Linked DNA regions of Homo sapiens: region 2 is linked to region 1. Evidence: chromatin contacts called from ENCODE Hi-C or POLR2A ChIA-PET data. All regions are on one chromosome and are shown on one strand. Each heading gives the region's core, a stretch centred on a gene start or an enhancer-like site at or near the end of the contact. The rest is flanking DNA. Distances are from core to core; before and after follow the strand shown.

Region 1 (4,559 bases), core at 515-3,014:
ACAGGACGAGAAGGAGGCCATCAGAAGGTGAGCAGCCAGGCCCCAGTGAGGACGGGAGGGAGGCGAAGTGCAGAAGGTTCCTAGGAGGCAGTGGGATGCCAAGGATGGCTGCTGCCTGTATGCACATCTCATCCTAATTCAGTGCTTAGTGAGGTCATGTTGGTAGCTTAAGGCCTCTGTGGGAGTATCCGCCCGGCACCAACACTGAACTTTATTCTTTTTTCTCTAAGAACTAGTTGTTGACATTTACCAACTTACCAGGAGAATTGTTATAGTCTGCAAAGTCTTGTAAATGGGCTTCTAGAGCCAGAAAAGGACCACCTGTCTTGCAGGTGGGACTTCCCGCCGGGGCTGCCCTACAGATGATTTATGTCATTGTAGGGATTCCCTAGGCCCCACCCAGTCCCTTCTGCGCCCTCTCATCACTTCCCTACCTTTCTCTAAACTTGGCCCTGAGATGCCTACTACATCGCCTGGGTTTGAATCCCACCCCTTAAACCAGCAGCATATTTGGCAACTTGGAATCTTTTAGCCACACTTGGAACGTCCGTAACATTGAAACAAGAATGCCCCATAGTGTAGTGGATGAGGGGAGTCGAATGGGAATCTCCGTAGAGCTCGCGGCACAATGTACCGCACGGACAGGCGAGCGAGGAGGCGCGCGGGCACTGCGGCCGCCCTCATGCTAGCCCCCGCCCCCTCGCAGGCTCCCGGCCTTCGCCAACCTGCAGGAGGCGCTGCTGGAGAACATGATCCAGAACATCCTGGTGGAGGCGAGCCGCGGGGAGGTGGTACTCACCTCGCGGCCACGCGTCATCGCCCTGCCGCCGTTCTGCGTGCCCAGGTAAGGGCGCCGGGACCAGCGGCCGCGCAGACCGCGCGAGAGGGGCCACGGGGGCAGCCAGGCTCTGCCCGAAGCCTCGCCCCCACGCCTACCTGGGACTTTTTGTCTTCCAGGAGTCTGACCCCGGACACGCTGCTGCCGACGCAGCAAGCAGAGGTACTCCACCCGGTGGTGCCACTTCCTACCGACCTTCCGTAAATGCCCGCGCCCAGCCTCTCCGACATGCCGCTAGGGGTCACGCCTGGCCCCCTCTCCACCGCCAGTAAAAGCATCTAGTCTTTTTTCTGTATCTACCTTGACTTTATTTCCCCGACGAGGGGGAACGCGCGCGCGAGCTCTGAGAGGGAAGGATGGCAGGGAGCAGCCCGGGCGGACTGCAGAGGCGCGGCGGGAACTTAGGGCCCGGGAGGATGCACCTCTCCGCCCACACTGCAGCTGGACTGAGACCTGGCCGCTAGCTGCCGGCCGCTGGACCGGGTCTGGCCAGTGGAGGGCGCTCCGGACGGGGCCTGGCTGGCCTTTGCCCCAGCGCACCTTGGTGCACAGTAACTGAGTGCCAGGCCTGGCCAGCGAAGCAGGTGTCCACTGGGCAGGGCGGCCACCCCTCACCTTTCCGCGCCGCGCCTGCTCGGAGGCTTAGCACCCCCAGGGCCAGCCCCTTAGCATTTGCCGAGCTCCGAGTGCCCAAGAGGCTGGGGAGGAAGAACTGAGGCACGCCGCGGAGGGCCAGGAACTAGGCTGGGGCGGGTCGAGGTCACCACTGGATTTCGGGCCACAGACCCTGCTAAGCGACTCCCACTGTGAATCAGTCCTCAGACGAGGATGGATACCCACCTCTCGGTTCCTCCTAACCCCCGCCCGGGAGCTTCTGTCCTCTGCTTCTCGGCTCCTCCCTCCCAGAGGCAGGTGGGTGGAAAAGTGACATCTGGTGTTGTTCCAGAGGCGCCCAGGGTCCCCAGCACCCTCCCCTCCGCCCCCGCCACCAAGGCCTCGGAGAAGCTCCGGTCTCAGAGCCCGGGCGGGGGAGGGGGGAGCGCTCCGCCTCCATGAGTCAATATTTGCCCCGAGCAAACGGGCGCCTGGACAGGTGTGAGTGTGTGTGTCTGGGGGCGGGGACTGAACAGGCAGTATAAGAGCACACGGAGCCCGGGCTCCGGGACAAGCTCCAAGGCGTGGGCTGGGGACGAAGCCAAGCTAGGCTGGGCCGGGCGGAGGGGCCAGGAAAGCCGGGCGGAGGGTGGCTGGGAAAGGAGGGGCGGGCCAGGTGCGCACCTGCGGTGGCCGCCGCGGCCGCCGACGTGTCAGCCGCAGATGCGTTCAGGTGAGGGCGGAGGCTAGCGGGGCGCTGTGCAGCACTGAGCTCGCGGAAGACCAGGACCAGGAGATCACCGAGGGCGACCGCCAGGCCCCGGGCCCTCCGCTCCCGCCCCGCGACGAGCCCCTCGCACAAACCGGACCTGAGCGTTTTGTTCGTTCGGCTCGCGTGAGGCAGGGGCGGCCTCTCAGCACCAGCCCGGGGGCCGGCCTGATCGCCACGCAGGCACCTGCCGCCGCCACCGCCACCGCCATCTCAACCGTACGGGTGGGAGAGGCTGTGCGCCGCTCCAGGGGAGATCCGGCTCCCATCCGGCCCCACCCGCCCTGCCTTGCCCTGCCCGCAGCTTCTGGGCTGCCAGGCTCCATTCTGCGTCGTAATACGGGCTGAGCCGGCTCCAGCGGGTGGCGAAGGGGGCCGTGGCCCAGAACAGAAACCCTTCTGGAGGTGGAAACCCGGATTCTAGTCCGCCTCTGTCCCCGCGACTTCTATGGCCTTGGGCAAGTCATTTCCCGGCCTCTTGGTTTTCCCATTTGCTCAGTGAACGGTTGGTCTGGCCTCCCGCAGGGGCTAGGCCCTCCCCAGCCTCCTGTCCCGGTTCCTGGGCTCCTGGTCATGCTGGGGAAGATGCAGGCCCTCACGGAGTTGGAGCCAAGGCTGAGGTGTGGAAAATCTGGGCGGGGGAAGCTGAGGGCCACCATGGAGCCTCAAATCCACTCCTCGGATCTCTGTGGTGCTGCTGACATCCTGAGATGTCACTCCCTGACACTCCCTTGGTCCCTCTTTCAGTCTAAAAACGTCTGAGACAGTCAGACTGACTGAAAAGGACAAGCCCCCAGGCACAGCGGTTCACCACCTTCCTCAAACCTCAGAATCCCACATCCTCGCTTCCATCAGCTGGGGTGGGGTAGGTAGGTGGCCCTCAGCTCAGGCAGAGGCAGCCCCGGGAGATGGGAACCAGGGTCAGAAGTCCCTCCAAACTGCATGTTCCTAGAGGTGCTGGATTGTCCCCTCCACCACCACCCGCTCTAGTGCCCCTATGTCACCCAACTACCCAGAGGCCCCAAAGGATCTGCTGAGCCCGAGTCCGTGGCACAGAGAGAGAAGGGGGAGGGGCGAGATGGCGTTGGACAGATCCCAGGCAGGTTTAGGGAGAGGGTGGACTACAGCAGGGCTCTTCGTGGAGCAGCCCCAGGGGCAGGGGAAGGTCCTTGGGTCCTGGGCTAGGGTGTGTGCAGCCCTCTCCTGGCCCCCCTGACCAGGCTCTGTCCTGGGCCAGCCCTTTACTCTGCCTGGCACTGAAAGATTTGCCTGTCAGGGGCCTGGCATGGTCCTGGTGCACCTTCCCTGTGTCTTTGAGGGCTTCCCCTTCCCTCCCCAACCATGTCAGGGGCCAGGATTCCACATCCTGGGTTTGCACAACAAAGAGATCTCTGCTTGGAATGACCCCCTCCCAAACACACACACACACACACACACACACACACACACAGCCTTGAGGGGAGGGTGGTGAGAAGGAGGCAGCCACCCAGTGGGCGGGGATCTTTCCTGGTGACTGAGAATTACTGCCCCTTCACCCCAGGGCCTAATTTCCCCAGTCCCCCACCCACTATCCATCCTAAGACTGCAGTTGCTGGCCATTACCAGGGATCTGGCCTCTCATCCAGGTCCCTCCTCCGCTGCTCCGCTGCCACAGGGCGGGGTCTCCCAGTGCCGGGCAGGCCTGCAGGTGCGGGGCTGCATGGGGAGGGGGGCACTCAGCAGCTGCTGTACGAGGCAGGCCCCCTCCCCCTCCTGCTCAAAGCTGGAGCCTGCTTCCTGTCGTCCCTGTCAGCACCCTGGGTGGGGGAGGGACCAGGTAGTGGGGGAAGTGGAAAAGGGATTGAGCGGTTGGAGTGCAGCAGCTGAGAAACAGCAGAAGAGAAATGGAGAAGGATGAGAAAGAGACCAAGAGCATAGGCTGAAGGAAAGAGGGGTGTGAGAACACAGGGGAGATCCCAGGGGCTGCAGAGGCTGCAGACCCTAGACTGTGAGAGCGAGACCAGAGGCAGAGATGACCAGAGAGAAACCAGGGAAGAGGAACAGAGAGAGACACATGGAGACAATTCAAGATAACAAGAGATGTACGCTGAGAGAGATTGGGGATGTGGATTCATGGGGCTAGGGCTCAGGGGACCAGAGGCGGGAGGCATCGTGTGTATGGAGAAAGGGGGAAGCTGCAAAACAGCCCCATCCCACCCCAAACTAGGGTGGGAATTAGCCCCAGCAAAGGATAAAGAGGTGATTTCTAGGTGGCAGACAGGTTTGGAGGTGGGGGGAGGGTGATACCCTTATCTTGGAAGCCCATCTCCTCCCATTAAAGGACAGAATGTGAGGGAGGGGCAAGGCCCAGGCCGTGGC
Region 2 (4,724 bases), core at 1-2,500, 200 kb before region 1:
GGCTGGTTGGGTGCCCCTCCCCAGAGCAATCATGGTCCAGTGGATGCCGGTGCTTGATGCAGAAGTTTCGGCTACAGCGTTCACAGGTCAGTTTCATCATTTCTCGCTGCCGGCAGCCAGCGCGTTCACACTTATTGGTGAAGATCTGAGGTGAAGTGAGAAGGTTGTCTCTGCTGAGACTCTGATTAGCTGTTTGGGTTTCCAGGCATCCGTAGTCCCAGCTGGGTTGTGGCTGACCCCTACAATGTTTACCTTACGTTTTTGCTGTGCTGGATCAGAGCGACAGTCTCTGTCAATGTGCTCTCCCACAGCACGGTCAGGGGGCTCCCCTCTGGCCACAGGCACAGGCACATTACAGAGAGGGCACACAGGTACCTGGATATCCTGTAGTCAAGGAGCAAGGGTCAGTCTGTGGCCCACTCCAGTCCAACAAATCTCTGGTCCTGAAAGAACTTGGATATGACCCACCACAAACACGCAAAAAAACAGTGTTTCCCAGCACTGACAGCCTCAGAAGGACAAAAGGGAGAAGAAACGTGAGACACAGATTTGGGGGATTCTGCACGCATTCTCCATCTGCCTGCTTTCACCCTGAGGATCGCCCCCTCACCTTTTGGTAAGCAGATCCACAGTGATGCTGGGCGTAGGCCACATGGTCTGCGCAGAAGATGCCTGAGCAGGCATCACACTTAAGCGGCAGAAAATCTGCAAAGAGTTGGTCGGATTGCAGGTCCAGCGGGACCTCGATGTCCTTCTCTCTCACTCAAGTCTTCCACTCGGGAAGGAAAACGCCACCCTATTTTCGACACACCGCCCCTTCCCAAGCCCATTACCTCCTTGGCCACGCCCCCTCTGCCGCTGACCACCCCCCCCCAGCTTCAAGCCCCGCCCCCCGGCATTGCCAGCCTGGGAGCCCACCCTTCCCTCCCAACCTGCGGTTCAAAGTCCCTGTCCGCTGGGCCCCGCCCCCCGCGCGCTCCGCCCCTCACCCAAGCGCTGACAGCTCGGCTCCGAACAGTGAGCGCCGAGGTCCGGAAACTCCATCGCCAAGCCGGGCAGGGTCTGCTAGGAGAAGCGACGAGTGCTGAGCGTCTTTAGGGCTCGTGCTCGAAGTCCGCACCGCGACCCCGCACTCTGGCGGGCTCCCTGCCCCGCCCCTTCCTCTCCCCCGCCCAGCCCGGGTTACCGGAGCCCCCGCGCCAGCCGGCCCCCGGCGCCCGCTCCTCCCTCGGCGCGCGCGGCGCGCTGACGTCATCCCGCAGGGCTGGCGCGTCCGGCGCAGTCTCCGGGCAGCCGGGGAGGGCCTCGGTTGAGCCCCGCCCCGCCTCGCCTTGCTCTAGAAGGCTGAGTCGGAAGACTGTCCCGAGGCGAGAGGGTGTTGATGCGCGGCTCCGCCACCCTGGGCGCGGGCGTAGCTCCGCAGAGGAAGGCCAGCGAAGGCAAAGACGGATATCTTGGGGGATGGAAGGCTGGGTGGTTTGGGGTCTTTCACAATTCGGTCCTTAGCCCGCTTCACACACGATGCCCTCCTCCTGGCCATTTTGTTCACGGCCACGGCTGCCCTTCGCCTCCACGAGCTGACAGCTCCTGTATTTCTCTGAAGTACAGACGTCTCTAGAGCTGCAGATCCCTCCTCAGTCTGAACTAGGCGCACCTGCTATGTGATCTTACTTCTTCCATTCTAGCACCCATATCACTAATGCGACCAACCCCTATATGAGCATACTGGGAAATCAGGAACCACGTCTACCTTGTTTCGTGTTAGGTCCCAGCACCTAACAGTGCCTAGAACAGTGTGGTCCTCAGTCTTTAGTGTGAATCCAAATCGCCTACGGAGCTAGTTTAAAATGCGGATTTCCGGGCCCTGGAGCTTCTAATTCAGTAGGAAGCACCTGAAGGAATTCTGACACAGATTGCCATGCACCACACTCTGAAAAACCCTAGCCTAGAATATTCTTAGTAATTATTGAATGTAGCCAGGACTACAGGCACAAGCCACCGTGCTCAGCTAATTTTTAATTTTGTAGAAATGGGGTTGGGGAGGGGTCTCTCTTTGTTGCCCAGATTGGTCTCGAACTCCTGGCCTTAAGTGATCCTCCTGCCTTGGCCTCCCAAAGTGCTGGGATTACAGACGTGAGCCACCACACCTGACCAATATAATTTTTTTTTTTTTGAGACACAGTGTCACTCTTGTCACCCAGGCTGGAGTGCAGTGGCATGATCTCGGCTCACTGCAACCTCTGCTTCCCGGGTTCAAGCGATTCTCCTGCCTCAGCCTCCCAAGTAGTTGGGACTACAGGTGCACACCACTGCGTCCAGCTAATTTTTGTATTTTTAGAGACGGCGTTTCACCATGTTGCCCAGGCTGGTCTCGAACTCCTGACCTCGTGATCTGCCCGCCTCGGCCTCCCAAAGTGCTGGGATTACAGGCATGAGCCACCACTCCCAGCCAATATTCTTTTTATTTTAAATTGCATCCAGGACTTTATAAATGCTTTTATTTTGTTTCAATATATAACTGTCAGATTTCAAATAATTTTTTCCCAGTCTCATTATAATCATTTGGTTCTAAGAATTTTGTTTATTCATTTTTTTTCCTCTCTATATTCATCAGTACAATTTAGAATTGTAGGCTTCCAGTCCCGGCATGGTGGCTGACGCTTGTAATTTCAGCACTTTGGGAGGCTGACGCAGGAGGATCGCTTGAGCCTAGGAGTTCCAGCCTGGGCAACATAGTGAGACCCTGTCTCTACAAAAATAGAAAGAATTGTAGGCTTTCAGTTTGGAGAAACGTGTATGGAGCAGACTAAACAAAGATAAACACTGCCTCTCTCCCCACTCCCACTTTACAAATGCTCAGATAACCAAAGCCTTGTGGAACTCAAAAAATAAAAATCTTCGGATCTCATTTTTGAGCATGAGCCAGAATGCTTGAAGTGCAAATGTAGTCATTTGTTCTTATGTTGCTATACAGAAATACCTCGCTAGGCATGGTGGCTCATGCCTGTAATCCCATCCCTCGGAGGCCAAGGTGGGAGGGTCACTCGAGTCCAGGAGTTTGAGACCAGCCTGGGCAACATAGTAAGACCTCCCTCTCTACAAAAAAAATTTTTAAAAAGTTAGCTGGGCATGGTGGCATCCACCCGTTGTCCCAAATACTCGAGAGGCTTTGGTGGGAGGATTGCTTGAGCCTAGGAGCTCGAAGTTGCAGTGAGCTATGATTGTACCACTGTGCTTCAGCTGGATAACAAAGTGAGACCCTGTCTTTAAAAAAAAAAAAAAATCTGAGGCTGGTTGATTTATAAAGAAAGAGGTTTAATTTATTCATGGTTCTGCAGACTGCATAGGAAGCATGGTGCCAGCATCTGCTCAGCTTCTGGTGAGGCCTCAGGAAGCTTCTAATCATTGCAGAAGGCCTAGGGGGAACAGGCATGTCACATGGCAAGAGTGGGAGCAAGAGAGAGAAGAGGGAGGTCCCAGAGTCTTTTCAAAACCAGATCTGATGTGAACTGAGTGAGAATTCACTCATCACCAAGAGGATGGCACTAAGCCATTCATGAGGGGTCCACTCTCAGGTTCCAATCACCTCCTGCCAGGTCCCACCTCTGACATTGGGAATACATTTCTTTTTCTTTTCTTTTTTTTTTTTTTTTTTTCTTTTTTGAGACAGAATCTCACTCTGTCGCCCAGGCTGGAGTGCAGTGGCACAGTCTCAGCTCACTGCAACCTCCGCCTCCCGGGTTCATACCATTCTCCTGCCTCAGCCTCCCAAGTAGCTAGGATTACAGGCGCATGCCACCACGCCCGGCTAATTTTTTGTATTTTTAGGAGAGATGGGGTTTCACCGTGTTAGCCAGGATGGTCTCGATCTCCTGACCTCGTGATCCGCCCGCCTCGGCCTCCCAAAGTGCTGGAATTACAGGCATGAGCCACTGCGCCCGGCGGGAATACATTTCAACATGAGATTTGGAGGGGACACATATCCAGACCATATCATGCCATAACAGACTTACCTCAGAGACCCCAGCGACCACGATAAAAGTGAATGAAGCTCTCACGGTAGTATCTCTCTTCCCAGGCAAATATTTTTCTGACTGATGGGTTATAGTCCTGACTAAGCTCTCTGTGCTGATTACCAGCCCAGGGGCTTTCTCACTGGGTGATGTTCTCATCCCACGATTTAAAAAGAGTGCCCGCACAAACCAAAGTCACCATTCCCCAATGTAGCCTCCTTGCTTCCTGAATAAAAGAAGCCAGGAGAACACTGAGAGAGAAATCAAATAACATTTTGCAACTTGAATTAGCTATTTTAGGAGATATCAATTAACAACTGAGCATTACTTAAGTCTCTTTTATTGTAGACCAACAAAGCATACACAGACCTGCTAAGCAGCCTTGCGCTTTAGCTGTGGGTAACTGAGCTGCAGCCTCTCATTGGGACAGTAGACATAGGTTCCTCTAAAATTCGCAGGCATAGTCATAGCCAGACGCCAGTTATTTTAGCTTTAGCAGGTCTAAAGCAGACAAGGTCAAACTGAGGATAGCCAGAAAAGGTGTCTTGGCTCCAATTCAACTTGAATATTAGTTTAATGGTATTTGTCTCAGTGGTTTTCCGCCTCTCAATTGACTCTTAGTGAAACAGTGCATATAGAAATGGAAGGAAAAGGCCAGGCACGATGGCTCATGCCTATAATCCCAACACTTTGGGAGGCTGAGGTGGGCAG

What was found. A loop is a pair of places that touch in the nucleus more often than their neighbours do. ChIA-PET counts read pairs that join two places held with the same protein, here RNA polymerase II (POLR2A). Pooled maps may share reads with other maps.
Region 2: a pooled map shows a loop between it and region 1 (2.3-fold over the local background). The contact joins the promoter of ZFAND2B here to the promoter of CFAP65-AS1 in region 1. A Hi-C loop is called at or near these places in 6 of 50 pooled maps. POLR2A ChIA-PET finds 5 or more read pairs at or near these places in 5 of 52 experiments (Caco-2, HepG2, WTC11 and 2 more).

The regions. Positions count from the first base shown.
Region 1 is chr2:218,999,420-219,003,978 of GRCh38, reverse strand. It overlaps CFAP65-AS1 (CFAP65 antisense RNA 1), which reads right to left and starts at 1,764. Exons shown (of 3, transcript NR_046086.1): 1 at 1,679-1,764. It overlaps CFAP65 (cilia and flagella associated protein 65), which reads left to right. Exons shown (of 35, transcript NM_194302.4): 33 at 1-27; 34 at 707-844; 35 at 958-1,133. The coding sequence ends at 1,042. It overlaps MIR375 (microRNA 375), which reads left to right and starts at 2,271; the gene lies at 2,271-2,334. RefSeq lists enhancers at 1,698-1,992, 3,435-4,418.
Region 2 is chr2:219,203,308-219,208,031 of GRCh38, reverse strand. ZFAND2B (zinc finger AN1-type containing 2B) reads right to left here and starts at 1,250. Exons shown (of 9, transcript NM_138802.3): 1 at 990-1,250; 2 at 611-705; 3 at 253-384; 4 at 1-145. The coding sequence starts at 1,044. RefSeq lists enhancers at 1-291, 1,409-1,658 and a silencer at 959-1,358.